2 separate regions of the Homo sapiens genome follow, and region 2 is linked to region 1. Evidence: read pairs that join two places in POLR2A ChIA-PET (ENCODE). Cell type or tissue: A673. All regions are shown on one strand. Links, peaks and the distances in the headings refer to the core of each region. The heading gives the core; the rest is flanking DNA. Region 1 holds the start of LOC124904789. Region 2 holds the start of LOC101928572 (a long non-coding RNA gene).

The links. ChIA-PET counts read pairs that join two places held together with the same protein. Peaks named below come from ENCODE experiments on the same cell type or tissue, not always from the same donor. Only the 100,000 strongest peaks of a DNase experiment are listed, where the experiment ranks them.
Region 2: POLR2A ChIA-PET joins it to region 1 with 20 read pairs; 2 of 35 experiments call an interaction of 5 or more read pairs at or near these places.

Annotation. Positions count from the first base shown.
Region 1 is chr19:2,505,412-2,520,609 of GRCh38, reverse strand. GNG7 (G protein subunit gamma 7) reads left to right here. Exons shown (of 5, transcript NM_052847.3): 4 at 1-2; 5 at 5,463-9,391. The coding sequence ends at 5,588. It overlaps LOC124904789, which reads left to right and starts at 7,039. Exons shown (of 3, transcript XM_047439801.1): 1 at 7,039-7,085; 2 at 7,519-7,669; 3 at 8,276-8,770. The coding sequence starts at 7,039. The coding sequence ends at 8,770. RefSeq lists enhancers at 1,546-2,218, 8,150-8,229, 8,343-8,853, 8,910-9,049 and a silencer at 8,580-8,759. In A673, for the core only: no CTCF peak of the experiment used is centred there; no DNase peak of the experiment used is centred there.
Region 2 is chr19:2,292,741-2,307,938 of GRCh38, reverse strand. All of the region lies in intron 1 of LINGO3 (leucine rich repeat and Ig domain containing 3), which reads left to right. LOC101928572 (a long non-coding RNA gene) reads right to left here and starts at 5,807. Exons shown (of 2, transcript XR_007067088.1): 1 at 4,659-5,807; 2 at 3,714-4,354. RefSeq lists a silencer at 5,387-5,476. In A673, for the core only: no CTCF peak of the experiment used is centred there; no DNase peak of the experiment used is centred there.

The DNA.
Region 1 (15,198 bases), core at 2,946-10,945:
AGGTGAGCCCAGCGGGCATCAGGAAGAGGAGGGGAGAGACCCTTGGGGGCCCCGCAAATGATGAACAGGAGGCTCGGCAGGAGGGCAGAGGCTTGCACCCCAACTGTGTCTCTTGCTGTGTGACCTTGAGGCCCTCCCTTAACCTCTCTGAGCCTCCATTTCCTCGGCAGAAAGAGGCAGCTGATCTAACACCTATCTCCTGCCTTCGTGCAGCAATGTAACGTGCTTTGTAAACACACTGGGGCCCCGTGGAGACGGTCATCGTGACAGAGCGCTTTGTCGTCCTCATCTGCATTGATCTGTCCAGCTCCTTGGCAATGACAGATGCAAATTAAACTGAGAGACACAGTCCCAGGCGGGAGGAGACTGCATGTCGTATCTACTTTTCACTTCTGTGTTGTTTGAAGGATTTGTTTGTTTTGTTTGTTTGAGACGGAGTCTTGCTCTGTCACCCAGGCTGGAGTGCAGTGGCGCGATCTCGGCTCACTGCAACCTCTGCCTCCCGGGTTCAAGCAATTCTTCTGCCTCAACCTCCCAAATAGCTGGGATTACAGGCATGCACCACCATGCCTGGCTAATTTTTTGTATTTTTAGTAGAGACGGCGTTTCGCCATGTTGCCCAGGCTGGTCTTGAACTCCTAACTTCAGGTGATCCGCCTGCCTCGGCCTCCCAAAGTCCTGGGATTCCAGGCGTGAGCCACCATGCCTGGCCCGTTTGAAGTTTTTTACAAGGATCACACTTGAGGCTGCGCCTTGTCGAGATTTATTTTAAGGCAAGCTCTGAAATCTGCAGTGTAGGCCAGCAGGCTGGAGACCCAGGGAAGAGTTGGTGCTGCAGCTGGAACCCCAAGGCCACCTGGAGGCAGAGTTCCCTCCTCCTGGAAGGACCCCAGGCTTTTTCTCTTAAGCCCTTCAACTGATTAGATGAGGCCCATCTGCATTACAGACGGTCACCTGCTGTGCTTGAAGTCTACGGATTTAAATGTGAATCACATCAAAAAAAAAAAAAAAATTTTGCATGTGAGGCACAGTGGCTCACAGCTGTAATCCCAGCACATTGGGAGGCCGAGGCAGGAGGATCACTTGAGGTCAGGCGTTCAATTCCAGCCTGGGCAACAACATAGCAAGACCCCATCTCTACAAAATAAAAAACAGGCTGAGCGCGGTGACTCACACTTATAATTCCAGCACTTTGGGAAGCTGAGGTGGGCAGATCACCTGAGGTCAGGGGTTCGAGACCAGCCTGGCCAACATGGTGAAACCCCGTCTCTCCTAAAAATACAAAAAAAAGATTACCCGGGTATGGTGGTGCATGCCTGTAATCCCAGCTATTTGGGAGGCTGAGGCAGGAGAATCACTTGAACCTGGGAGGTGGAGGTTGCAGTGAGCCGAGATCGCACCATTGCACTCCAGCCTGGGGAACAGAGCGAGACTCTATCTCAAAAAAAAAAAAAAAAAAAAAAGAAACAAGAAAAAAACAACCTTCACAGCAACATCTAAAAAAACATTTAACTGGCCAGGCACGGTGACTCACGCCTGGAATCGCAGCACTTTGGGAGGCTGAGGTGGGCGGATCACAAGGTCAGGAGTTCGAGACCAGCCTGGCCAATATGGTGAAACCCCATCTCTACTAAAATTACAAAAAAATTAGCCAGGCGTGGTGGCAGGCTCCTATAGTCCCAGCTACTTGGGAGACTGAGTCAGGAGAATAGCTTGAACCCGAGAGGCAGAGGTTGCAGTGAGCTGAGATTGCGCCACTGCCCTCCAACCCCAAGCGACAGGGTGAGACTCCATCTCAGAAAAAAAACAAAAACAAAAAAACATTTAACCAAACCCTGGGGCACCATGGCCCGCCCTAGTGCACCCATAAAATCAGCCATCACCCCACGTATCCACTCAGAACTCAGCTCTCCAGCACCTGTCACCAGCTTGTCATTATTGGCCACGGGAATTTATTAGGAAGGGGTGACCGGCCCTTGCTTTGCTCCCAGCGGGGAGGCGGACAGAGTCGTCCCTGCTGGCCAGGTGGCACAGGTGGTTCTGATCGGCCGGTGAGTCTCCCTCCAGCGCAGCTCTGAGCCCTCCCAGACCCCATCACGCTGCTGCTGGCCGGGATCCAACCAGTAGGGGAGGGGTCTGCCTCCCACGAGGTGTCTGAATGTTCCAGCAATCTGACTGCTGAGGACAGACCTGAGCATTCAAAGCATTCCTTCGGGCTGAAAAGAGAGAAAGCCCTGGTTGAAGTGGTTTTCCTTTTACGAGTGGGTGCCAGCCCCCAGCCCGGGCGGAGGGCGGTGACTCATCCTGCCCTGTTTGATGTTGAGGAGGGGCCCCCACCGCCCCTTTGAATGTCGGGCCTCGGGGGGAGCCAGGATTTGACCCGTCCCCACTCCCAGTCCCGCCTGAGGTTTTACATCCCCAGCTCCAACGCGGCGACCAGAACCACAGAACCTCAACGGCGACGATCTTGGGGCTCACCAGCCCAGCGCAGTGGGCATGGGGGGTGGTGCCAAGGTGCCACGTGCTGGAGCCACAATGCCAGCTATTTTCGGGGTCTGGAGGCTATTTCTGTCGTCCAGGAGGGCCGCTTCCCAAATAGAAGTCTAGAAAGCAGGCCAGGTCCGAGTCATCACAGGCCGCAGCCGGCGGGCTCACTCTGTGGGCATGAGCGTCCCCCGGCTGCCCAGCTGGGCAAGACCCCAAAGCTGTCCCACAGGCTCCTGGCCGTTTGAAGGGCCCAGGTCCCAGGTATCCTTGGGGTCCAAAGGAGGACAGAGGATCTGGGATGCAGAGGTACTGGCCAGGCGAGGCGGCTCATGCCTGTAACCCCAGCACTTTCAGAGGTCTAGGCGGGAGGGTCGCCTGAGCCTAGGAGTTCGAGACCAGCCTGAGCAACATAGTGAGACCTCATCTGTACCAGAAAATTATTCTAAAAATTATGGCCAGGCCAGGCACGGTGGCTCATGCCTGTAATCCCAGCACTTTGGCAGGCTGAGGTGGGCGGGCCACCTGAGGTCAGGAGATTGAGACCAGCCTGGCCAACATGGTGAAACCCCGTCTCTACTAAAAATACAAAAATTACCCTGGCGTGGTGGCGTGCGCCTGGAGTCCCAGCCACTTGGGAGGCTGAGGTGGGAGAATTGCTTGGACCCAGGGGGCGGAGGTTGCAGTGAGCCGAGATCACGCCACTGCACTCCAGCCTGGCTGACAGAGTGAGACTCTGTCTCAAAAAAATAAATAAATAATAAAAATGAAAATTATGGCCAGGTGTAGTGGCTCACTCCCGTAGTCCCAGCTACTCAGGTACTCCCAGCTGAGGCGGGAGAATCACTTGAGCCCAGGAGGTGGAGGCTGCATTGAGCTATGATAGCACCACTGCATTCCAGCCTGGGGGACAGAGCGAGACCCTGTCTCAAAAACAGATAACAAAGGCACCTCCGTGAAGCGACACTGCGATCCTTCTCGGATCATCCCCTCACCTCTGCCACATCTAATCCTCCCCCTGTGATCGCCCTCTCGCCTTCCAGGAAAGAAAGCAAGGAGAGAAAGGTCGCTGAGTCCCACAGAGACACAGTTACCGGTTACGGGATGAGATCCAGGGCCAGATGGACGTGTCCCCGTGTAGCCTGACCCAGGACACCGGACACCCCAGCCCCAGCCCTGCTGGGGTGAGCTAAGCGGGGAGTGGCAGCGGCACCCCCAAAGGCATGGCCAGGAGAGACGGGCGTGTAGCCTGGGGCGGGCTGGCAGCAGCCCGGGGCAGGGGGTCCCTCCTGTGACCGGAAGCATCAGCCCCTCAGAGGGTTGGAGTCATCAGGGGGTTCAGGCTGCAAGAGAAACATGGAGACGGGCTTATCTCGTCCTCACCGGGCCCAGCCCCCTGGCCGGGTGTCACCGTGAAACCTCCCTCAAGCTCATCAAATGTGCAGGCAGCGTTTTCCTATCAGGACCTTCCTTCCTTGGGGTGAGAATGAGGTCTTGGACTCCGAAAACGGGGTCCATCTGTCCCTGACCCTTTGTGTTCAAAATCTGGCAACGCTTGCTGAAGGAAGCTCAGCCTTTTCTTTTTTAAAAAAATATTTTTTAGGCCAGGTGCCGTGGCTCACGCCTGTAATCCCAGCACTTTGGGAGGCTAAGGCAGGTGGATCACTTGAAGTTAGGAGTTTGAGACCAGCCTGGCCAACATGCTGAAACCCGTCTCTACTAAAAATACAAAAATTAGCTGGGCGTGGTGGCAGGCACCTGTAGTCCCAGCTACTCAGGAGGCTGAGGCAGGAGAATTGCTTGAACCCGGGGAGCAAGAGATTGCAGTGATCACACCACTGCATTTTTCTTTTTTTAATTTTGGGAAAAGACACACATAAATTTATTTATTTGTTTATTTATCTTAATTGAGACAGGGTCTTGCTCCATCCCCCAGGCTGGAGTGCAATGGTGTAATCTTGACTCACTGCAGCCTTAACCTCCCAGGCTCAAGCAATCCTCCAGCCTCAGCCCCCCAGTTAGCTGGGACTACAGATGCCCACATCACTATGCCTGGCTCATTTTTGTATTTTTTGTAGAGATAGGGCCTCACTGTGTTGCCTAGGCTGGTCTCAAACTCCTGGGCTCAAGTGATCCTCCCGCCTCCGCCTCCCAACATGTTGGGATTACAGGTGTGAGCCACCGCACCTGGCCAAGACACATATAAAGTTTACCACTAGTGATATTTAATATAGTCACAATGCTGTGCATCCAATCACGTTTATTCCAGGACATTCCATCACCCCAAAAGGAAACCCTGTCCCCCATCAGCCATCACTCCCCAGCACCGGCACCCACGCATCCCCTTCCTGTCTCTGTGGATAGGCCTGTCCTGGACATTTCATAGAAATGGGATCACACGGCCGGGCGCAGTGGCTCACACCTGTAATCCCAGCACTGTGGGAGGCTGAGGCAGGCATATCGCGAGGTCAGGAGTTCGAGACCAGCCTGATCAACATGGTGAAACCCTGTCTCTACTAAAAATACAAAAATTAGCTGGGTGTGGTGGTGCATGAAGGTAATCCCAGCTACTCGGGAGGCTGAGGCAGGAGAATCACTTGAACCCGCGAGGTGGAGGTTGCAGTGAGCCGAGATCGTGCCACTGCACTAGAGCCTGGGCGACAAATAGAGTCTCTGTCTCAAAAAAAAAAAAGAAAGAAATGGGATCACACACTGTGTGGCCTTCTGTGTCTGGCATCTCTCACTGAGCATGAGGCCCTTGAGATGCATCCACGTTGTGGCCTATGTCAGAGCCTCACTCCTTTTCATGGCTGAGTAATATTCCAGCGTGTGGACGGGCCGCACTGTTTGCCCACGCCCCCATCAATGGGCTCCTGAGCTGTTTCCGCCTGTGGCTCTTGGGAATGGTGCTGCTGTGAACCCGGGTGTGCCAGCCTCTTCTTATGTCTCCTCTGTCTCCTCCTTGTGCTCAAACACAGGTCTCCAAAGCGGCGTCTGACCTCATGAGCTACTGTGAGCAACATGCCCGGAACGACCCCCTGCTGGTCGGAGTCCCTGCCTCGGAGAACCCCTTTAAGGACAAGAAACCTTGTATTATTTTATAACTGTGTTCTCATATGTTCTCTCTCTCTCTCTCTCTTTCTCTCTCTCTCTCTCTGTCTCTGTCTCTGTCTCAGGCAGGGCATCATTCAGTAATTAGCTCAAACAAAACATCTCAAGTCCCCAAAACCTTTAATTCCAAAAGAAATCCCCCCTCTCCCCGCCAAAAAAGGCGTTCCCACCGCCCGGATGGGGTAGAATGGACCTTGTAGGTGGAGATGAATTTTCAGGTCCGACCCCATGGCCCTCTCAGTTTGGGCCAAAAGGGATGGAGGCTTTACGGCCACTTCCCGTTCGGAATAACTGAAATCCCCCAGCGATGGGGTAACAATTTTTTAAAACTCTCGATTGCCGTTTCAATTGTGGACCGGCGCCGAGGGGGAAAGGGAGGTGACTTCGCCCGGTGGCAATAGTTCCGGGAGAATTGGCCATTGGTAAAAAGACTTCATAGGGTCACTGGAATGCTTTGTGTTGTTTTTAAGTAGAGGTAAAATTGAGATGGGGGGCGGGAGGTGACATCATGAAGTTTTTTGGAAATATCTCTTTATTTAAAAAATTGTTACTCCATACGGCTAAACTCGGATTGTGATGGTTGAACCCGTCGCTAAACTGCACGATCCTGCAATGAATGCACGATGGAGTGTGGGGGTCTGGAGGGGGCTTCGTCTATGAAAAGTTGCCAAGTGTGACTCCCCTGCATGATGTTAGCCATGGGTCCTTTCTGCAGGGTCCCCTCTGTGCCAGAAATGGGTTTTCGGGACTTGCCCCAGGGAAGCCGTCACCGGCCCGGCCCATCATGTTTTTGGATTTTTTTTTTTTTTCTTTTTTTGAGATGGAGTTTCATTCTTGTTACCCAGGCTGGAGTGCAGCTGCATGATTTCAGCTCACCGCAACCTCTGCCTCCCCGGTTCAAGCGATTCTCCTGCCTCAGCCTCCCGAGTAGCTGAGACTACAGGCGTGTGCCACTACGCCCGGCTAATTGTTGTATTTTTAGTAGAGACGGGGTTTCACCGTATTGGCCAGGCCGCTCTCAAACTCCTGACCTCGGGATCCGCCCACCTCGGCCTCCCAAAGTGCTGGGATTACAGGCATGAGCCACCGCGCCCAGTGTGTTTTAAGCATGAGGCATCCGCGTGGCTGGGAGAGGCTTTGACCATCCTTGGCTCTTCCAGGTTGTCCTACCCTCTGGCATCCACCATAGACGTTTTTCAAACAGAAAATGCAGGCTGGGGAGCCGCGGCAGGGCGGGTGGGGCTACCCTGTGCTGCTGTGTGTACAAAATTGTTCCATGATCTTGGAGTGACTCTGAAGGACTCTGGGAGGTGAGACGTTGTCCCGGAGATCAAAACGTCCGCTCAAAACGTTACCCTGTCGCTCGAACCCGATCTTTTTGCTTTTCCACCCCCGTGCAACCCAGGACGGCTGTCTGAGGCCGGGAGATGCCTTAGACGCAGGATGGGCCACTCCTCCCAGCGGCAAGTGGAAATCGAAGATGTCATGGGGTCGGGGGGAGGCTTCTGAAAGATGACTGCGTCCTCCTCTGCGGCACGGACGGGAGCAGGTGCAGCCACATCTTCCAGGGCCTGCCGGCATCACCTGCGGCCACACCTGAGATGGACCCCACGCAGCCCTGATCGCAGGAGGCCTGGCCGCCCCGACCCCCTCCACGGGGCTGGCCTAGAAGCAAGTAGTAGAATAAAACTAGCCTAGTCCTGTCCCTCCGGCCCCAGTGGAGACAGGCGTCTAAGAACCCGTGCCGAGAGGGTTCCTGGACGGCCGCCCAGGTCCTCCGTGCAGGCCCGTGAGGCGGGGATCCCTGCTTGGCTCACTTCCTGAGCTGGTGACTGCCAGGGTTCCCACCTCGCCAAGGCTAGAGGGCTCCGGGTGTGTGTGCAGGTGTCGGGGGAGTGACCTCCACTCCTCAACCTCGGGCAGCTCCCACAGGCCACAGCCGGGCTCCCCACCCCCGGCACCCAGCTCTCTACGGCAGGTCCGGGAGGGCTGGGGCTTCGGGGAGCCCTACCCGCCAAACCTGCTGTTGGCCCGGGAGAGCCCCAGAGGCTCCCGGAGACTGCAGCCTCCTGTGGTTGGGCTGGGAGCCGGCAGGGTTTGGGGTGTGGGCGTCCCCACCACGCATAGCAGGAATGGCAGGAAGGGACAAAAGCCTGTTCCAGAGACCCTGGGAGGACCCCAGGCAGGGAGAGCCCGCCTGCCTCCACCCTTTCCAACAAGCCATCTTGGTAACTGGGAACAAACACACCCCACCCCGTTTTTCCTTAAAAGAGGCCTTAATCCCCGAGCCCCCGCTGCCAGGGCAGAGGGAGGAGGGGGCACAGCTGTGCCAAGCCCGGCCCCACTGGTGTGTCCTCACAATGTGACCCCAGAAATGCCAGCAGGGAACGGAGGCTGCTGCAGAGACGCAGCCCCAGGCAGCCGGGGCTCCTAGGCTGGTGCAGATGGTGGGGTTAAACGGGCTGAGCGTTCCAGGTAAACTGAGGCTCGGGGAGGGGAAGGACAGGCTGGCCTCTCCTTCACTGTCCACAGGGCCTTGGGTTCCCTGAGCTGTCCAGACCCCACCATCTCCCGGACCCCAGGGAGGTGGCCATTGCCAGAAGCCTGTGGGTTTCTTTCTAGCTTGGGGGATTAAAAAAAAAATTCTCCACTTTTTTTTTTCTTGAGTAGACTTCAGTGACCACACTGTGGAAAATACCTTTGCAGACGTGGCACCCGAGTGCACACACCGACCGCCACATGTGCTTTTCTGCCGGGAATCCCTGGGGTGAACGCATGTTTTATGGGCGTTTCCAGGAGCGCGCGTGCACCTCCAGACGGGGAGCTGGCGGGCGGGGGTGGCAGCAGCAGCTCTAGCCTTGGGGGGACAAGCCTCTCTCAGCTACGCCAGGGGAAAAGAGAGTTAAGGACACTCACCCCCACCCACGCACACACACAAGGCAGCGTCGGGTGGGAGAGAGAAGGCCGTTTCTCCTTCTGTAGCCTGGGTCTCCCACGGGCCTTCCCCGCTGCTGAGCGAGACACCAGTAGCCAGGTGAAGGGCCACAGCGGGCCAGGCCCCGACCCTGTTGTGACCCACCTGGGCACCTTCCCGGACCAGCTCCGCCTCCCCTGCCCTCCTCTCTCCAGGAAGGAGCCAGAACCCTCACCCCTCTCCCACCCTCCCCAGGGGTAACCCCAGGCCAAGCACAGATAGCTCAGCTGCGACCTCTGGCCTCTGGGGACATAAACGGGGCGGCTGGGCCAGGGCGGAAGGTGCTCCTGTTTCCCTCCTTCTGCGTGGTCCCTTTGACGGGCCGGCCACCGTGTCCGAGGCGCAACGCTAGGCCTCCAGGCCACGCATCCATCTCCAAGTTAACAGCCCGTCCTGCCCAAGTTCTGGGGCAGGTAGGAGAGGGCCGTCACACACCTGTCCGCCCGTGAGTGACCCGGGGGGGCTTCCGGGTGGAGGTGGAGCCACCACGCCCTTCCTCAAGGGGTCACTTATTAAAAAGTCCACGGCCTGAGGCCAGGCCCTCTGCACAGAAGCCATATGCCGGCCAGCCGCGCCTCCTCCTCTGTCCACGGAACCGCTGCCCATCTAACCTTCGTAAAGACCTGTCTCCTGTTTCCAGCCGCCGCCTGTGGTTCTAGCAGGTTCTATGCCATCTGCATTGGGATGTCTGGTTGTTTTTATTTCTGACTTTTTTAAAATTCCAGGTGTGCCGCACCCACTTTCTCGCAGTGTTTTAATATTGTGTGGAGTTGTCGATACCACGTGAATTCATACACAATAAAAAGCCTCACTCTCCCTTTTCTCCTGGCTCTGGGCTGTTCCTTCTCTCTCTGGCCCGGGCCTTGCTGGGGAGGGAGCTCCTAGCATGCAAGCAGATGCCCCAGGCTTGGCTCCAGGCATGGGGACCCGCGGCCCCACACCATCCCGTCCACCCTCCCTTCACCGGCCCAGGGAAGAGGTAACAGGAGGGGACCCCTGGAGGCAGCACCACAAACCAGGGACGTTCAGGCCCAGTGGGCTTTCGGATTTGTACTTAGAACATCTAGGAGGGGCCGGGCGCGGTGGCTCAGGCCTGGAATCCCAGCACTTTGGAAGCCCGAGGCGGGCGGGTCACCTGAGGTCAGGAGTTCGAGACCAGCCTGGTCAACACGGTGAAACCACGTCTCTGCTAAAACTATAAAAATTAGCTGGCCGTGATGGCAAGTGATTATAATCCCAGCTCCTCAAGAGGATGAGGCAGGAGAATTGCTTGAACCCAAGAGGCAAAGGCTGCAGTGAACCAAGATCACGCCACTGCACTCCAGCCTGGGCAACAGATCAAGACTCCATCTCAAAAAAAAAAAAAAGGCCGGGCGCGGTGGCTCACACCTGCAATCCCAGCACTTTGGAAGGCTGAGGAGGGCGGATCATGAGGTCAGGTGTTCGAGACCAGCCTGGCCAACATGGTGAAACCTTGTCTCTACTAAAAATACAAAAAAAAAAATTAGCTGGGCGTGGTGGTGGGCTCCTGTAGTCCCAGCTACTCGGGAGGCTGAGGCGGGAGAATCACTTGAACCCAGGAGGCGGAGGTTGCAGTGAGCCGAGATTGCGCCACTGCACTCCAGCCTGGGCAACAGAGTGAGACTGTGTCTCAAAAAAAAAGAAAAGAAAAGAAAATCTAGGAGGAAGGCTGGGCTCAATGGTTCACACCTGTAATCCCAGCACTTTGGGAGGCTGAGGTGGGCGGATCATCTGAGGTCAGGAGTTCAACACCAGCCTGGGCAACACAGTGAAACCCTGTCTCTACTAAAAATATAAAAATTAGCTGAGTATGGTGGCGGGTGCCTGTAATCCCAGCTGCTTGGGAGGCTGAGGCAGGAGAGTTGCTTGAACCCAGAAGGCAGAGGTTGCAGTGAGCCGAGATCGCACCACTGCACTCTAGCCTGGGAAACAAGAGTGAGACTCTGTCTCAAAACAAAACAAAACAAAGAAAGATTAAGAAGAGCTTTTGGGCTCTATGCTGGCAGCAACACAGGAGGATACAAGCTGTCACATGCTGCCAAAGGACCTCTACGCGGGTACAACCTTCCCTGAAAGTGTTTTGGCGGCTGGGCGCAGTGGCTCGTGACAGCTATCCCAGCACTTTGGGAGGCTGAGGCAGGTGGATCACCTGATGTCAGGAGCTTGAGACCAGCCTGGCCAACATGGTGAAAGCCCGTCTCTATTAAAAATACAAAAATTAGCCGGGAGTGATGGCGGGCACCTGTAATCCCAGCTACTCAGGAGGTTGAGGCAGGAGAATCGCTTGAACCTGGGAGGTGGAGGTTGCAGTGAGCCGAGATCGCACCACTGCACTCCAGCCTGGGCAACAAGAGCAAGACCCCGTCTCAGAAATAAATAAATTAATTAATTAATTAAATAAAATGTAAAATGTAGGAGTTGTGTAACCATCACCTCTGTGTAGTTCCAGAATACTGTCATCACCCCAAAGACATCCCATCCCCATCAGCAGTCACTCTCCACCCCTCCCCAGCCGCAGGCCACCGTGAATCCCTTTACTGTCTCGGTGGATTAGCCTGTCCTTCGCAGTTCACATAAATGGGATCATGTATTGTGTGGCCTTTTATGTCTGGCACCTCTCCCTGGCCGTGATGTCCTCAGGGTTCATCCAGGTGCTAGCCTATGTCAGAGCTTCGTTCCTTTTCATGGCTGAGTAATATTCCTTTTTCCAGACAGACCACCTTGTATTTATCCATTACGATTTGTATTTAAGGACATGGAAGATGCTTAAATATTAGGTTGGTGCAAAAGTAGTTGTGGTTTTCACCTTTTTAACGGCAAAATCGCAATTACTTTTGCACCAGCCTAATAATACAGTCACTGAAAAACTTACATGCAAAATCGTACACATTATTAGCAATGGGTTTTTTGTTTTGTTTTGTTTTGTTTTTTGAGACGGAGTCTCGCTCTGTCGCCCAGGCTGGAGTGCAGTGGCGCGATCTCAGCTCACTGCAAGCTCCGCCTCCCGGGTTCAGGCCATTCTCCTGCCTCAGTCTCCCGAGTAGCTGGGACTACAGGCGCCCACCACCACGCCCGGCTAATTTTTTGTATTTTCAGTAGAGACAGGGTTTCACCGTGTTAGCCAGGACGGTCTCGATCTCCTGACCTCATGATCCGCCCGCCTCAGCCTCCCAAAGTGCTGGGATTACAGGCGTGAGCCACCACGCCCAGCCTTGTTTTATTTGTTTTGTTTTGTTTTAATGCACAGAAAAAAAGACATGGGAAATAAGCCAAAAAGGTTTACAATTTCTTTTCCTGGTCCCCAAAACAAAATATAATAACTATAGAAGTTACATAAAATAGGCCGGGCACAGTGGCTCACGCCTGTAATCCCAATGCTTTGGGAGGCCGAGGCTGGCAGATCACCTCAGGTCGGGAGTTCAAGAGTAGCCTGACCAACATGGAGAAACCCCGTTTCTACTAAAAATACAAAAAAATTAGCCGGGTGTGGTGGCCCATGCTTGTAATCCCAGCTACTCGGGAGGCTGAGGCAGGAGAATCACTTGAACCTGGGAGGCGGAGGTTGCAGTGAGCTGAGGTCGTGCCATTACACTCCAGCCTGGGCAACAAGAGTGAAACTCCGTCTCAAAAAAAAAGAAGAAGAAGAAGAAGTTACATAAAATCATACAGCATTCAAAAGTCATCCTTGGCTGGGCACTGTGGCTCATGCCTGTAATCCCAGCACTTTGGAAGACTGAGGTGGGCGGATCACCTGAGGTCAGAAGTTCGAGACCAGCCTGGCCAACATGGTGAAACCCCGTTTCCACTAAAAATAGAAACATTAGCTGGGTGTGGTGGCATGCACCTGTAGTCCCACCTACCCAGGAGGCTGAGGCAGGAGAATCGTTTGAACCTGGGAGGTGGAGGTTGTAGTGAGCTGAGATCACGCCACTGCACTCCAGCCTGGGCAACAGAGCGAGACTCTTGTCAAAAACAAAAAAAACACAAAACACACACACCACACACACACACACAAAGGACATGGAAGATGCTTAAATAATAGCCATTGAAAAACCCACATGCGGCCGGGCACGGTGGCTCATGCCTGTAATCCCAGCACTTTGGGAGGCCGAGGCGGGCGGATCACGAGGTCAGGAGATGGAGACCATCCTGGCTAACACGGTGAAACGCCGTCTCCACTAAATATACAAAAATTAGCCGGGCGTGGTGGCGCACGCCTGTAATCCCAGCTACTCAGGAGGCTGAGGCAGGAGAATGGCGTGAATCTGGGAGGCAGAGGTTGCAGTGAGCTGAGATCACACCACTGCACTCCAGACTGGGCGACAAAGTGAGACTCTGTCAAAAAAGAGAAAGAAAGAAAAGAGAGAAGGGGGGGAGGGGAGAGAGAGAAAAAAAGAAAGAGAGAGAGAGGGAGGGAGGGAGGGGAGAGAGAGAAAGAAAAAGAAGAGAGGGAGGGAGGGAGAGAGAAAGAGAAGGGGAGGGGTGGGGAGGGGAGGGGAGGGAAGATCCCTCCACGCCCTTCTTCAGACCCATTCTCAGCACCTGTAGCCACCATTTGTTCACAGCTGAGGCAAATCCTTCAAACTTCTAGGCGTGCCCAAACGTTGGCCTCAGAAGAAAGCAGTGACAGTAAGTAGCAATAATGGTTCATTTCCTCGGATTGTGTCATCTGATCCTCCCGGAAACGCTGTGAGGTAAGGGCTATGGTTCTACGCATTGATTGTGCAGATGAATAAACATGGACTGACAGAAGGTAAACAACTCCCTTGAGTCCACAGCTAGAAAGTGGTACGGCCAGAACTGGGCAGCATTTTCAGCCAGACCGTAGGGCTCCCGCACATGTGCCCAAGACCGTCTTCTGTAATGGAGATCGGCACTATTTCATACCAACACTTGCCATTTGTTTTTAAAACTGGACTCACTCAACACAGACTGCTCTGAGGCTGGCTTAGCTTTTTTTTTTTTTCGCTTAACTTCCTATGACCGACAGCTTGCTAAGTCATTGCATTTTTATGAAGGAAAACAAAAAAGATATAAAAATAATAATTTTTTAAAAATCAGTGCATTTTAACAACTCCAGAGTAATTTAATTTACATGCTTAGCCGGACGCGGTGGCTCACACCTGAAATCCCAGCACTTTGAGAGGCCGAGGCGGGAGGATCACCTGAGGTCAGGAGTTCAAGGCCAGCCTGGTCAACATGGTGAAACCCCGTCTCTACTAAAAATACCAAAATAAAAAATAAAAATTAGCCAGGCATGGTGGCAGGCACCTGTGATCCCAGCTACTCAGGAAGATGAGGCAGGCAATGAACCTGGGGGGCAGAGGTTGCAGTGAGCCAAGATTGTGCCACTGCACTCCAGCCTGGGCAACAGAGCGAGACTCCATCTCAAAAAAAAAAAAATTATATACTATTGATGGACATTTAGATTATTTCTGAGTTTTGCTACTTTTACACACTATCTTTCAATAAAGTGCCTTATGAACATGTTTCTTTCTTTCTTTTTTTTTGACACGGAGTTTCACTCTTGCCGCCCAGGATAGAGTGCAATGGCGTGTTCTCGGCTCACTGCAACCTCCACCTCCCGGATTCAAGTGATTCTCCTGCCTCAGCCTCCCGAGTAGCTGGGATTTAGCTGGGATTACAGGCATGCACCCACCACGCCCAGCTAATTTTGTATTTTTAGGAAAGACGGGATTTCGCCATGTTGGTCAGGCTGGTCTCGAACTCCTGACCTCAGGTGATCCGCCTTCCTCAGCCTCCCAAAGTGCTGGGATTACAGGCATTAGCCACCGTACCCAGCCTACATATTAATTTCTGTACACACACTTGGATGTGTGTGTGCATTCCAGCATATGTGTGTGTACCGGTCCCTAGAATTATGAGACATTTTTATTCCCTCATATGTAAAATGCCTATTCATACTTTTTGTTTCTTTTCTTTTCTTTTTTTTTTTTTTTTCTTTTTTGAGACAGGGCCTGCTGGCTCTGTCGCCCGGGCTGGAGTCCAGTGGTGCTATCATAGCTCACTGCAGCCTTGATCTCCCAAATTCAAGCAGTCTTCCCACCTCAGCCTCCCAAGTAGCTGGGACTACATGGAAGCACCACCACACTCAGCTAATTTAAAAAAAAATTTTAAAGATGAGTTCTTGCTGTGTTGCCCAGGCTGGTCTCCAATTCCTGGGCTCAGGTGATCCTCCTATCTTGGCCTCCTAAAGTGCTGGGATTACAGGTGTGTGCCACTGCACCCAGTCTGTTTATTTCCTAATTAAATCACTTGCGTATTTCTTTGGGATGAAAGACACTTTTTACGCAGGCTTGTTAATTCTGGTCTGTTACAAGTGTTGCAAATATTTTCTCCTAGACTATCATTTAGATTTTTATGTCTGGCACACAAAACTCATCAACATGTTCCTTTCTTGATTCTCTAGGTTTTGTGACATGCTTAGTTAGAAAACTGTTCCACAAACTAAGATTTAAAATGATACATCCTGGCTGGGCGCGGTGGCTCACGCCTGTAATCCCAGCACTTTGGGAGGCTGAGGAGGGTGGATCGCGAGGTCAGGAAATCGAGACCATCCTGGCTAACACGGTGAAACCCTGTTTCTA
Region 2 (15,198 bases), core at 2,325-10,324, 210 kb after region 1:
CCTCCCGGGCTCATCGCTCCTTGCCAGGCCCCCGACGCTCCCCCTGGAAACTTTGGGGGCGAACTCCCCACCCTGGGGCCCCCCGCCCCTCCTCTGGGGCGCCAAGGAGCGGGGAATCGGGTGGGCATCTCCCCGGGGCACTGGGGACGCTGGGAGGATGCGCTCCTCTCCAGGAGGAGATGAAGGGGGCACTGGTTGGGTCTGGGGTGTGGGGAACGTCCGAATAGAGCCTGCAGCCCGCGCCTTCCTGCCCTGTCTCCCCCGAGCCGGGTCTGGTCCAGCCTGGGGGTGCGGAGCTGGAAGACGCAAAGGGTATCTGGGGTCCACACCGGAGCCTGCTCCATCGCTGGAGCTGACGGCCCGGCCTGGCGGGGAGGGACCTGGGGGCATAGGGCTGAGTCCCCCTGCTCTGGGGGCGTCTGAATAGCACCAGAAATGGTGGGCCTGGGCACCCTGAGTGGGTGCCGCCACCTCCCGGGCCTCTGGGGCCTGGCCAGGGGAGGCCCTGAGTCCCATTCAACAAGTTTAGGGGAGCAGCACCTCGTGCCTTGGTCCGGGCACAAGAAAAGCCCCGGGTCCTTACGCTGGAGACCACCATGTAACTGGGTTTCTCAACGTGTGCTTGGGGCGCTAACGGTGCCGGTGTCCCGGCCCCCCCAGTTCTGAGGAGTCAGAACTTCTGAGGCGATGTGCCCCAGAAGCTGCATTTTAGCAAGCGGTCCCTGGCTAAACCATGGACGCAGCGAGGCTGCAGACACCCTTGCTCCGGCGGGGGTGGGGAGCGGGCGTCTGCTGTGCAGTGGTATTTGCAGAGGGACGATCTGGGGCTTGGCTGGGGGGAGCCTTCAGGGACAACAGAGCTGTGAGAACCAGAGCAACCCAGGAGGGCTCCCTGGAAGTGGCCTGGAGAGGATGCAGAAGGTGTGAGGTGTGAGTGGTCAGGTGGAGGACGCAGGCTGGAAACAGGTTCAGGGAGGGTGGTGCTGGCTTTATCAGGAGGCTGGTGTGGGGTGGGCTGCCGCGGCATGGCCTTACCCTGGCTGTTCTCTGAGCCGAAGCAGCAGCCATCGTCGGAGACAGGATCTGAGTGGGAAGAACCCACGGGCTTCCCCTGTAGACCCAGCTCCTGTCCCCATCTCGATGATGTGGGGTGGCAGGAAGGGGGCAGCCGGGCGGTGGGATGGGGGCTTAGGAGGGTTCAACTCAGCCTTCCCTGCCCTGCCTGTCTGGTCTTCACCGGTGACTTCCGGCAAATGACGTCCCCTCTCTCAGATCCACCCCACATGGGATTAAATGAGATGCTGCCCACCTCGGCTGCAGTGTGGTGCCACCATAAAACAGATGCTCAGGTCACGATGGTTACGGCAGCAGCCCTGCCTGGCCTCCCTCAGCCTCAGCCGTCCACCCCCAGGGTAAGCCGGGACCTGAAGGTGCCTTGCTGAGTGGGAATAGAAGGCAGTTTGATGTCTCTTCCCACAGCACTGTCATTCCCCGGCGCCCCCTGAGTCACTACCTCGTCACCAGGTAGAGCCTCTTGAAGAACTCTGCGAGCAAAGTTGGCCCCGGGTGGGCCCCATCAAGCCGCCCACCACCACATGTCAATCTCGGGCCTCCAAAGAGCGCCCTTCACCCTCTAGTGGGGAGCTGGGATTTTGTGGGTAGGAGCTGGCGTCAGATCCAGGTTCAAATGCTGACTGTCTGCAGCTAAGTTGTGCAGTGAGCTGGGGCCCACTCTGACCCTCAGTCTCCTTCTCTCCAAAACGAACTTTATTATTCCCCCTAGTCAGGGCTGGGCTAGTGGGTGAAGTGGCCGGTGTAGACAGTGGGTGCTCCAAAACTGGTTCCAGATCCAGAGGCCCTGCCTGCAGAGGGCAGTCCACGGCCCCCCGTGTACAGGCTGGGAAGGAAAGTGGGTCGGGAGGCCCCCAGCCCCTCGAGGGGTTGACGGGGACTAACAGCAGATGGAAGCTAATTAGGGCTTAATGAATTGTCATGGATGAAGCCCCGGGAGGGCCTGGATCTAGGGCAGAGGATGCAGGGGTCCTGGGGGACTGGCAGCGTGTCCCCAAAAGCAGACCTTGGAGGGCCACGTGCTGTGAGGGGCTGGGCCCCCTCCTCCCATATCCGTCTTAGAAGCTCAAACGGGGCATCCAGAGCACACTCCCCTTACTCCCACCGCCCTGGTTGTGGTGGGGGGCAGAGGGAGGGAGATGGAGGTCACTGTGGGCCTGGAAACAGAGGGGACCGCTACCACACTTCTCACTCCTGCCCCCTCTGGGTTTGGCCGGCCTCTAGGAGGGCCTTTCCCAAGGGAGATGTCAGCATCCCTTGCCCTGGGCGGGGACTGGAGGGGGATGTGTTTGAGGTAACCTTGCAAGAGGGAGGGGAAGAGCCCTGCTCAGAATAGAGGAGGCGGATTGGAAGGGCCGGGGGCTTAGCCAGGAGCTGAGGGAAGGAGCTGCCCACACCACCAGGCACCAAGAGGGTAGGGCCACCTCTGTTCTAGGGAGGGACCCCGGCCACTCACAGCCACACTCTGCCTTCTCCTTGAGCTAAGAGCTTCCAGGACCATTAATCCAGGATCCATATCTAAGGACAGCTGGGGGTACAGGGAAGAGAGGCCTCCATTGCCCAGGTCCTGCTGTGGGGGACAGTTTTGGGGAGGGGGTCCTCAAGGCCGGTGCCTGCACCGTGGTTGGTGCAGATCTCAGACCCCAAGGAGAGGTCAATGTCCCCTGCCTTCCACGCCCCAGAAGGCAGGTGCACAGATCCGGGAGGCCTCGAGCGACCTCCCTCTTCAAGACTGCAATGACCCTGATGAGTTCTGGCTGCTGTGACAGCAGTGGCTGGGAACCACACACATTTATTATTGCACCGTTCTGGAGGCCAGAGTCCAAAATGGGCCTCACTGGCGTAAAACCAGGGCATGAGGCTGGGTGTGGTGGCTCACGCTTGTAGTCTGAGCATTTTGGAAGGCCGAGGCAGGCAGATCACTGGAGATCAGGAGTTCGAGACCAGCCTGGCCAACATGGTGAAACCCCATCTCTACTGAAAATACAAAAAATTAGCCGGACGTGGTGGCTCATGCCTGTAGTTCCAGCTTCTCAGGAGGCTGAGACAGGAGAATCACTTGAACCTGGGAGGCAGAGGTTGCAGTGAGCCAAGATCGCACCAGCCTGGGTGACAGAGCGAGACTCTGTCTCAAAAAAAAAAAAAAAAAAAAAAAAAGCAGGACATGGCCAAGGCTGGGCCCTCCTGCTGCGCATTCCAGGTGAAAATCCGGTTCCCATCTTTCCCATTGCCCAGAGGCACCCGCATCCCTTGGCTCAGGGCCCCACCCTATCCCTTCATAGCCTCAGCACAGCCTCTTCCAGTCTCTGACTTTCACCCTCCCGCCTCCTCTCGTGAGGACCCTGTGAGATGTTGGGCCTCTGGATGATCCGGAATGATCTCCTGATCTCACAATTCTTACTTAATCCCATCTGCAGAGGCCCTTTTTCCATGTAAGGGTGGCCTTATCTGCAGTTCCGGGGATTAGAACCGGCTGGCTGTGGGGAGGCCTTCATTCTGCCAACCCCATTCTGCCAACCCCAGGCCCCCCTTCCCTGTTTATTTTTTCCCATACCATGGCCTGCCATGTGACAGTCGGCTTTACTTGTTTCTTCTGTTTCTTGCCCATAGACAGAAAGCAGGGATTTGTCTGTTTTGTTCACTGCTGTTTCTCTTAAAACCAGTGCCTGGCACACAGGCATTGTTTTTAAGTGCTTGTTGAATGAATGAATGAATGCTTGTTGAATGAATGTTTGTTGAATGAATGAATGAGGTGAACACATGGCCAGGAGCAAACCAGGGCCTAGGACTCTGGGCTCCTGACCCCAGCCGGCACCCAATGGAGACTTCCCCGGAAGGAACCTCCTTGCCTGACTTCTCACTCGCTCAGCCCAGGGAAGTGACTGGGAACCCTGCAGTTCCCTTTTGCAGAAGAGGAAACTGAGGCTCAGAGACTTCGATGTCTCTGCCCAAGGCAGTCAGTGGCCGATTCAGGTGAGGACCCGTGAGTTCTTGTCCTGGCTCTGGAGTGGACAAGGGGCCATTGATTCAGCACCTGGTGTCCAGTTCAGCCTCCCCATGCTCCATCATTGGCCACAGCTCTGCGTGTGGGTAACCGGGTGGAGAGGGAGATAATAGTGCCCTGCTCTCTGGAGATGGAGGTGCAGCCGAGAGTCAAGACTTTCCAGGTTTGGGTGAGGCAGGGCGACCTGGGGTCGGACCACGCAGAGCTGGACGCGCCTTCCAACTGCAACCCAGATCTCGCCATGCTCTTGCTCCATATCCTCCCATGGCTCCCCATTGCCTGTGGATGCAAGTCCGGACACCTCCCTGGGGGTTCAGTGCCCCGTGTGGTTTTGCCGTTGCCAGCTAGGGCTCCCACCCCCGCAAGCGCAGACACACCCCCGGCCAGCCTCGCCCCTCGCTTAGCTGTACCCTGCTGACCCCGGCTCCCCATCCAGGTCTCAGCTCAGACAGGGTCTTCCCTGGGCCCGTCAAACACAGCCACAGCCCGGAACAGACCCCCCCCCCCACAGCTCCCTGCTAGCTCCGCTCCTCAGCGCTTTTTTCAGACAATCTGCTCATTAGCTGGGCTGCACGATTCTCACCTGTTTGTGCCCCCACCTTGACGCTGGGGGAAAGACGCCAGTCCCTGGGGGCCACAGCCAGTCCGATTGCATTGATGCGAGATGTCCAGACGGGCCAATTCGCAGAGACAGGAAGCAGATGGGTGGGGGTCCGGGCTGGGGAGGGGCTGGGAGTGACTGCTGAAGGGGACGGGGCTTCCTTTTGGGGGTGATGGAATGTTCTGGAACTAGAGGTGCGGGCGGACGATCTGTGAATGTGCTAGAAGGCGTTGAATGGAACATTTGTAACAGGGCGTGGATGCGCCGTGCACAGGCTGTGGTGCTGCGGGCGTCTGCGTGGAAGCCGCTGTGCCTCCAGCACCCGCGCGGCACCAGGCACATGCTGGGGCTTAGGAAGAGGAGGAGAGTCCTGGGGTGCGATCGCATGGCGGGGGCCAGCACAGGGACCACCCCCACCTGTTCAGGACAGACCCCCACTCCCGTCCACCACCGCCAACGCCGTCCCTGCCGCCGGCCCGGCCCCCCTGCCAAAGGCCTCTGCGGCCTCAGCTGCGGCTGGTCGTGCATGGTAATGAGGCTCTGTCCTTGAAACACGAGTCCTCCCTCCACAGGGGTCGACGCCGCGCTCCCCCAGACTCCCGAGACCGGGCAGCAGAGCTCACCGAGCCCGCCACCAGAGCGAGGGGCCCTGCAGGGGCAGACGGGCAGTCCGGGCCTGGTGGGACGTGCCCCTTGCTGGGGAGGGGAGGCAGGAAGGTTCTCGGTCGCCAACCCCAGCTCCGGCTTCGCGCCTGTGGACGGCGGGGCGCAGAGCCGAGGAGGTGACGTCACCCGAGGACACAGCTGTTCTGACCTCCGTGACGTTTATTACCAGCTGATGTCCCGTACACTGATTTCACGGTGTCACCCGCACCAGAATGTAAGCTCCTTAAGGACAGGGGGCCGGGCATTGTGGCTCAGGGCCTGTCATCCCAGCACTTTGGGAGGCTGGGGCGGGCTGATCACCTGAGGTCAGGAGTTCGAGACCATCCTGGGCACATGGCAAAACCCTGTCTCTACTAAAAATCCAAAAATTAGCTGGGCGTAGTGGCGCATGTCTGTAATCCCAGCTACTCAGGAGACTGAGGCAGGAGAATCGCTTTAACCCGGGAGGCAGAGGTTGCAGTGAGCCTAGATTGAACCATTGCACTCCAGCCTGGATGACAGAGTGAGACTGTCTCAAAAAAAAAAAAAAAAAAAAACTACCCACAAATAAATAAATAAAAATAAAAGAACAGGGACTTTCTGGCCTCTGTTCTCTGTTGTGTTTCCAGTTCATCGAAGGGCAACTGGTACATTTTCTTTTCTTTTCCTCTTTTTTTTTTTTTTTTTTTTGAGATGGAGTCTCGCTCTGTCGCCCAGGCTGGAGTGCAGTGGCGCGATCTCAGCTCACTGCAACCTCCACCTTCCGGGTTCACGCCATTCTCCTGCCTCAGCCTCCCAAGTAGCTGGGACTACAGGTGCCCGCCACCATGCCCGGCTAATTTTTTGTATTTTTTAGTAGAGACGGGGTTTCACCATGTTAACCAGGATGGTCTCCATCTCTTGAACTTGTGATCCGCCCTCCTCGGCCTCCCAAAGTGCTGGGATGACGCGTGAGCCACCGCACCCAGCCCCGGGGTCGCGTCTTGTACCTGCTTCCTCTCTGCTGTGTGGCCCTGAGCACGTCGCCGTCCGTCTCTGGGTCTCCGCCTCCCCGTGTAAAACAGGCTGAATCACCCTGGCTCCTCCTGGGGCATGAACTGGAGGCGCACTGTGTGCCAGCGTCCTCTACAGCAAGGACCCACTCAGGGAGGTTCTGCCCCGCCGGGGACTCTGGGCCGTGTCCAGGGACATTTGTGCCTGTCACGACTGGGAAGGGGGTGCTCCTGGCTTGGAGTGGGTAGAGGCCAGGGACGCTTCTCAGCACCCGGCAGTGCCCAAGACAGAGAGTCATCCACATAAGATGTCCATGGGGCCAAGAAAGAGAGACCTGCATTAATTATTTAAATTAAAAAAAAAAACACTAAATCTGTCCCCTGCTCACACCAGACACCAGGATCAACTCCTGACCCGGCAGACGGTGTAAACCAGGGGTCCCCAGCTCCTGGGATTCACCTCCTCTCTCCCTCCCACTCAGGGCGTGGATTTCAACGTGCACAGCCTCCTGGGACCTCAGCAGGGCTGAGGATTGTGGGATGCAGAGTCTCTTGGGGGTCTGTGGAATCCCCTAACCCAGAGGGTCTGAACCAGGGTGATTCTGCTCCCAGGGGACATTTGGTAAAGTCTGGGGACATCTGTGGTGTCCCTGGCATGGAGTGGGTGGAGGCCAGGGACGCTTCTCAGCACCCTGCAGTGCCCAGGACGGCCCCACCCCAGAGAACGACCAGGCCCCAGTGTTCACAGAGCCTGGGGAGACCGCGGTTTGCAGGGGCTGGCCTGATCCTCCCCCTACTCCAGTTCCATTTGGCAGCTGGGGACACCAATGCCAGAACAGGAGGAGCGCGTTGAATGTTGGGGGCGAACTGGAGCCCGGCTGGAAGGAGGGGAGTTCGGGGTGGGGGACGGAGGCCTGGCAGTGGCGGGAGGCCCAGAGCGAGGGAGGACTCTGGCCTGTGGGAGAGGAAGGGTGGAGCTGGGGTTGGCTCCGCGTGGCCGGGGTTACGCTGGGGTTCTGTGGGTCGCCCTGGGAGAGGTCAGGGATGGGGCTGGGTCCCTGGGCTGCAGTTCAGGTGGCTGGGACACACCATCAGGAGGTATCTGTGAGCAGATGGTGTTCCCATCCTGGGAGGATGGGAGGTAATGCCCCAGGTGGGTGGCAGCTTCCTGGGAGGGGGGTGGTCCGAGGGACCGATGAGGATGGAGATAGAGAGCCCTGAAAGTGTCGCCTTCCCCCAGGACCACAGCATGAGGACAAGGGAGGGGACAGAGGCCCCTAAAGAATCAGCCTGGGGCCGGGCGCAGTGGCTCATACCTGTCATCCTAGCACCTTGGGAGGCTGAGGCAGGTGGATCACCTGAGGTCAGGAGTTCGAGACCAGCCTGGCCAACAAGGTGAAACCCCGTCTCTACTAAAACTACAAAAATGAGCCAGGTGTGGTGGCATGCACCTTTAATCCCAGCTACTCAGGAGGCTGAGGCAGGAGACTCCCTTGAACCCGGGAGGCGAAGGCTGCGGTGAGCAGAGATCGCGCCATTGCACTCTCAGCCTGGGTGACAGAGTGAGACTCCGACTCAATAAAAAAAAAAAAAAAAAAAAAAGAGGCCAGGCATGTGGTTCACCCCGGTAATCCCAGCACTTTGGGAGGCCGAGGCCGGTGGATCACGAGATCAGGAGAGTAAGACCATCCTGGCTAACACGGTGAAACCCCATCTCTGCTAAAAATACAAAAAATTAGCCGGGCGTGGTGGCGGGCGCCTGTAGTCCCAGCTACTTGGTAGGCTGAGGCAGGAGAATGGCATGAACCCAGGGGGCGAAGCTTGCAGTGAGCCGAGATCGCACCACTGCACTCCAGCCTGGGCGTCACAGCAAGACTCCGTCTCAAAAAAAAAAAAAAAAAAGGCAGGGCACAGTGGCTCACGCCTGTAATCCCAGCACTTTGGGAGGCAGAGGCGGGCGGATCACCAGGTCAGGAGATCGAGACCATCCTGGCTAACACAGTGAAACCCCGTCTCTACTAAAAATACAAAAAAATTAGCCGGGCATAGTGGTGGGCGCCTGCAGTCCCAGCTACTCGGCAGGCTGAGGCAGGAGAATTGCTTGAACATGGGAGGTGGAGCTTGCAGTGAGCCGAGATCGCACCACTGCACTCCAGCCTGGGCGACAGAGCGAGACTCCATCTCAAAAAAAAAATAAAATAAAATAAAAAATAAGAGACCAGGGAGGACAACCGGATGCATTCAGGGCACATGGTGAGCAGATGCAGGCCGTGTACACAGAATCGAGTCTCCCATGTCCCCTCTCCAGGAACCAGTTCTTCCTCCCAAGTTGGGGAACACCAGACCCTTAGGGGACATGTCAGAAGCCTGAGTCCAGCTGCCAGATCCCCCCTCCTGCCTCCCCGGCAGCACCCTGCAGAGGAAATGACAGGGCCAGGCCGTCGAGTGGGGGAGTCAGGGTTGTAAAACTAGGTCACAGCTTGAGTGGCCCCTGCTGGGCGCGAGGGATCAGCTGTCCTCTCATCCCAGGAGTAATTATAGAGCCAGAGCTTGGAGGGTGCCCCGGAGGGCTCTTGTACCTATACCGTGACAGGCGAGGTCCAGAGAGGGTAGGTTTCTCAACAGAGGTCACACAGCGCATCCGAATTGAGGCCTCCCGCAGGCACTTCTGCCACTGGATCAGTGTGACTGTGACCTAGCGATTCCAGACCTGTCATCTCTCCAGGAAACTTCCTGATTTTGCCCTTATCTGTGCTCTATGGGAACTGCTTTAAAAAAAATTTCTTGGGCCGGGTGCGGTGGCTCACGCCTGTAATCCCAGCACTTTGAGAGGCCGAGGTGGGCGGATCACGAGGTCAGGAGTTCGAGACCAGCCTGACCAACATGGTGAAATCCCATCTCTACTAAAAATACAAAAATTAGCCAGACCTGGTGGTGCGTGCTTGTAATCCCAGCTACTCGGGAGGCTGAGACAGCAGAATCTCTTGAACCCAGGAGGCAGAGGTTGCAGTGAGCTGAGATCACACCACTGCACTCCAGCCTGGATGACAGAGCAAGACTCTATGTCAAAAAAAAAAAAAAAAAAAAAATTATTGGCCCAGCACGGTGGCTCATGCCTGTGTTCCCGGCACCTTCGGAGGCCAAGGCAGGTGGATCACTTCAGCCCAGGAGTTCGAGACCAGCCTGGGCAATAGAGTGAGACCCTATCTCTACAAAAAAATGAAAAAATTAACCAGGTGTGCTGGCACTTGCCTATAATCCCAGCTACTTGAGAGGCTGAGGTGGGAGGATCGCTTGAGCTGGGGAGGTGGAGGCTGCAGTGAGCCGAGATCACACCACTGCACTCCAACCTGGGCAACAGAGCAAGAACCTGTCTCTAAATAAATAAATAAATAAATAAATTCCAACTTAAAAAGAAACCTCTAATTTAGAAAATGGACCAGGCCCAGTGGCTCACACCTATAATCTCAGCACTTTAGGAGGCTGAGGCAGGCAGATCACTTGAGCCCAGGAGTTTGAGACCAGCCTGGCTAACATGATGAAACCCCATCTCTACTAAAAATACAAAAATAAGCTGGATGTGGTGGCGGGCGCCTGTAGTCCCAGCTACTCAGGAGGCTGAGGCAGGAGAATCGCTTGAAGCTGGAAGGCAAAGGCCTCCCAGGAGATCCTGCCATTCCAGACTGGGCGACAGAGCAAGACCTTGTCTCAAAAAACAAACAGGCCAGGCGCGGTGGCTCACACTGTAATTCCAGCACTTTGGGAGGCCGAGGCGGGTGGATCACTTGAGGTTAGGAGTTTGAGACCAGCCTGGCTAACATGGTGAAACCCCATCGCTACTAAAAATACAAAAATTAGCTGGGCGTGGTGGCGTATGCCTGTAATCCCAGCTACTTGGTAGGCTGAGACAGGAGAATCACTTAAACTCGGGAGGCAGAGGTTGCAGTAAGTTGAGATCGTGCCATTGCACTCCAGCCTGGACAAAAAGAATGAAGCTCCATTTCAAAAAAAAAAAAAAAAAAAGGCCGGGTGCGGTGGCTTATGCCTGTAATCCCAGCACTTTGGGAAGCTGAGGCAGGTGGATCACGAGGTCAGGAGATCGAGACCATCCTGGCCAACGTGGTGAAATCCCGTCTCTACTAAAAATACAAAAATTAGCCGGGCGTGGTGGCGGGCACCTGTAGTCCCAGCTCCTCGGGAGGCTGAAGCAGGAGAATGGCGTGAACCTGGGAGGCGGAGGTTGCAGTGAACAGAGATCATGCCACTGCACTCCAGCCTGGGCGACAGAGCGAGACTCTGTCTCAGAAAAAAAAAAAAAAAAGGGGGGGAGGGAGGGTGCATGCCCGGGTCCTGGGGGAGCAGAGCAGGGTGAGGGGTCTGCACTGAGAGGAAAGAGCTTTTGCAGTATCTGGATGAGTCTAGGGTGGGGGTGAGGGCTGCTTGCTGTAGGGTCTTGCAGGCCAACAGATGGATGTTTCTCGCCTGAGAGCTGTGGGTAGGTTTACTTTATTCTTCTTCTTTTTTATTTTTTTTTGAGACGGAGTCTCGCTCTGTCGCCCAGGTTGGAGTGCAGTGGCGTGATCTCAGCTCACTGCAAGCTCCGCCTCCCGGGTTCACGCCATTCTCCTGCCTCAGCCTCCCGAGTAGCTGGGACTACGGGCGCCCGCCACCACGCCCGGCTAATTTTTTGTATGTTTTTTTAGTAGAGACGGGGTTTCACCATGTTAGCCAGGATGGTCTCGATCTCCTGACCTTGTGATCTGCCCGCCTCGGCCTCCCAAAGTGCTGGGATTACAGGTGTGAGCCACCATGCCCGGCCTATTCTTCTTTTTTAAAAACAGGGTCTTGCAGCTGGGCACGGTGGCTCACACCTGTAATCCCAGCACTTTGAGAGGCCGAGGTGGGTGGATCATTTGAAGTGGAGTTCGAAACCAACCTGGCCCACATGGTGAAACCCCGTCTCTACTAAAAATACAAAAATTAGCCGGGTGTGGTAGTGGGCACCTGTAACCCCAGCTACTTGGGAGGCTGAGGCAGGATAATCACCTGAACCCAGGAGGTGGAGGTTGCAGTGAGCTGAGATCATGCCATTGCATTCCAGCCCAGGCGACAGAGTGAGACCCTAACTCAAAAAAAAAAGAACCAAAAGACAGAGTCTCGCTCTGTTGCCCAAGCTAGAGTGCAGCGGCGCGATCTCAGCTCACTGCATCCTGGACCTCCTGGGCTCCAGTGATCCCCCCGCCTTGGCCTCCCAAAGTTCTGGGATGACAGGCGTGAACCACCGCGCCCGGCCTGTGGGCTGGGATTACAGGTGTGAGCCGCCACACCTGGGCTGTGGGCAGGTTTTCACCAGTGGTTTTGTAAACACTGTGGAGCGGACAGTAAGGGGGGAGGTGCAGGGTCGGGGGGCAGATAAAAGTGCCATCACCGCCCTAGCACTCTTGTCCCCTCCCGTGACACAGCCCCTGAGTGTGCTGTCGGCAGGGCAGCAGCTCGGGAGAGAATGACCCAGAAAAACAGTGCTGGGAGGGAGCTTGCTGGGAGGGAAGGATTGCCTTCCCTGTAACATGCCCAGGTTGGGATTAAGGATGATTCCGGGGTTGGGGGGGGCATGCCCCCTCTCTCGCTCCCTCCCTTCCTCCCTCCCTCGAGTTTCCTATGTTCCCAAGCTGGGGGCAGGAGGACCAAGGCCTCCTGGGAACCAGGGGCCCCTCGCTTTTCTCTCGGTGGGACCACATTCTCACCTGCGACACCTTCCTTTCCACCACACTCTGTGCTGTTCCACGTGGCATGTGAATGCCCAGTTTTGGCATCTGTACATATGTGTCCTGTCCACCTAAATCCAGAATTCAGTTTGGCGTTTCACCTTATTTATTTATGTATTTATTGAGACGGAGTTTCCCCTCTTGTCGCCCAGGCTGGAGTGCAGTGGCACAATCTCGGCTCACTGCCACCTCCGCCTGCCAGGTTCAAGCGATTCTCCTCCCTCAGCCTCACAAGGAGCTGGGATTACAGGCGCCCATCACCACGCCCGGCTAGTTTTTGTATTTTTTAGTAGAGACAGGGTTTCTCCATGTTGCTTAGGCTGCTCTCGAACTCCTGACCTCAAGTGATCCACCCGCCTCAGCCTCCCGAAGTGCTGGGATGACAGGCGTGAGCCACCGCGCCGGGCAAGAGGAGCTGCTGCTCTCACAGTTCTGGAGTCTGGAAGTCGAAGCTCAAGCAGGTCCAGCTTCCTTTGGGGGCTTTTGGGGAGACCCTTTCTGACTCTTCCAGCTTCCGGTGGTAGCTGGCCATCCCTGGTGTCACTTGACTTGTGGATGAATCACTCCAGTCTCTGCCTGTGTTGTGACTTGGCCGTTGCCTGTGTCTCTGTGTCCAGATTTCCCTCTTATAAGGATGCCAGTCATTGAATTAGGGCTCTCCCTGCTCCTGCGTGACCTCATCTTAATGAATTACAGCTGCAAGATACAAACCCTGTCCTCACTTACGTACAATTCATCTCTGACATGAAGCAGTCTCCCGGGGCTCCGCGTCTGTTCGCTCTGGGATTAAATTCGCGTAGGCACTGGGGAGGCGGGAGCTGCCTTCGCAGATATTTAGCAAATGAGGATCGAAGGCCAGTGGGAACCGTGAGGAGACGCACAACCTGGTTTGGGCCACGGGGCCTGGGGGGATGCCGAGGGGGGCTCAGCTGCCAAGATGCCAAAAATAGCCGGCCGGCTGGCGGGGGAGGCGGCCAAGCAGAAGAAGCTGGGCAATGCCGCCTGGTAGTTCTGGCTGCTTCCTCCCGCTCCCTCCAACCCCACCTCCACCCGCCACCCCAGCCCCCAGAATCTTGGCTGCAGCCAAGAAGAGCTGGTAAGGGTGCAGCAGGCTCCCAGGAGAGACGGAAACAGCCCAGGAGGCACAGCTACCAGGACCCACGGAGCATTGGCGCCTGTTCCTCTGGGCCACCACGGCTCCATGTCATCTGCCCCCCACCCAGAGGCCCCTCCTAACCCAGCTCCCCGCCCCCCTCCACTCTCTCCTTTAGCTTCACCAGACTCCCGCCACACCTCGGGGCCTCTGCCGTGGCTGTTCCCCCAGCCCACACACCCTTCCTCCAGAAAACCATGGGCTCTGTTCAACTTTTGGGTCGGCCTGTTTCCTGCCAGAACACGGCGCCACAAACCCCGGGGGGTTTAAAACAACCGAAATATATGCCTTCCCAGCTCCGGAGGCGGAAGTCCAAAATCAAGGTGTCCGCAGGGCCGGGGGCCCTCTGGAAGCTCCCGGGGCGCGTCCTTCCTGCCTCTCCCGGCTTCCTGGGGCTCTCAGCAATCCCCGGCTTGTGGCTGTGTCACCCTAGCCTCTGCCTCCGTGTTCACACGGCTCTATTTCCCCTGTATAGGGCTAGGTGTGTGTCCAAGTCTCCCTCTTGTTGTAAGGACAGGAGTCGTTGGAAAAGGCTCACTGTAATCCACTGCAGTCTCATCTAGCCCTGAGCACATCTGTAAAGACCCTGATTCCAAATGAGGTCCCGTGCACAGCAGGCACGGAGGGCAGGACGTGAACATACCTTTTTTTTTCCCTTGAGACAGTCTCACTCTGTTGCCCAGTGGCTAGAGCGCAGTGGCACGATCACAGCTCACTGAAGCCTCAACTCCTGGGATCAAGCGATCCTCCCACCCCAGATTCCCCTAGTTAGGACTATAGATGCGCGCCACCACGCCAGGCTAACTTTTGTATTTTTAGTTGAGACGGGGGTTCCCCATGTTGCCCAGGCTGGTCTCGAACTCCTGACCTCAGGTGATCCACCCACCTCGGCCTCCCAAAATGCTGGATTTACAGGCGTGAGCCACCGCGCCCGGCCTTGAACATTTGCGGGAACACAGTTCCACCTACAACAGGGTCTGAGATCAAATGTCATCTCCCTGTCTGTGGATGGGCCTGTCCTGGACATTTCATAGAAATGAGATCACACGGACGGGCGCGGTGGCTCACACCTGTAATCCCAGCACTTTGGGAGGCCAAGGCCGGTGGATTACCCGAGGTCAGGAGTTCAAGACCAGCCTGGCCAACATGGCAAAACCCCATCTGTACTAAAACTACAAAAATTAGCTGGGCATGGTGGCGGGTGCCTGTAGTCCCAGCTACTCAGGAGGCTGAGGCAGGAGAATCACTTAAACCCTGGGGAGGGGGAGCTTGCAGTGAGCTGAGATCGCACCACTGCATTCCAGCCTGGGCCAGAGTGAGACTCTGTCTCCAAAAAAAAAAAAAGGCCAGGCGCGGTGGCTCACTCCTGTAATCCCAGCACTTTGGGAGGCCAAGGAGGGTGGATCACGAGGTCAGGAGATCGAGACCATCCTGGCTAACACGGTGAAATCCCGTCTCTACTAAAAACACAAAAAATTAGCCAGGCGTGGTGGCTGGCACCTGTAGCCCCAGTTACTCGGGAGGCTGAGGCAGGAGAATGGCGTGAACCCGGGAGGCAGAGCTTGCAGTGAGGTGAGATTGTGCCACCGCACTCCAGCCTGGGTGACAGAGCAAGACTCCGTCTCAAAAAGAAAGAAAGAAAGAAACGGGGTCATACAGTGTGGCCTTTTGTGTCGCGTCTCTCACTGAGCATGGCGTCCTCAAGGTGCATCCCCACCGTGGCCTGGGTCAGAGCCTCACTCCTTTTCATGGCTGAGTCGTGTTCGTGTGTGGGTGGCTGCACGGTGCTGACCCATCCATTCCTTGGGGCACATTCCAGCCTTTTCCACTGTTTGGCTGTTACAGATGCGGCTGTGAATGTTCCCAGGTTTTCCGTGCGCTGTGTGTTCCATTCTCTTATGCAAAGACACCCAGGAGCGGGTGGGCGCGGTGGCTCACACCTGTAATCCCAGCACTTTGGGAGGCGG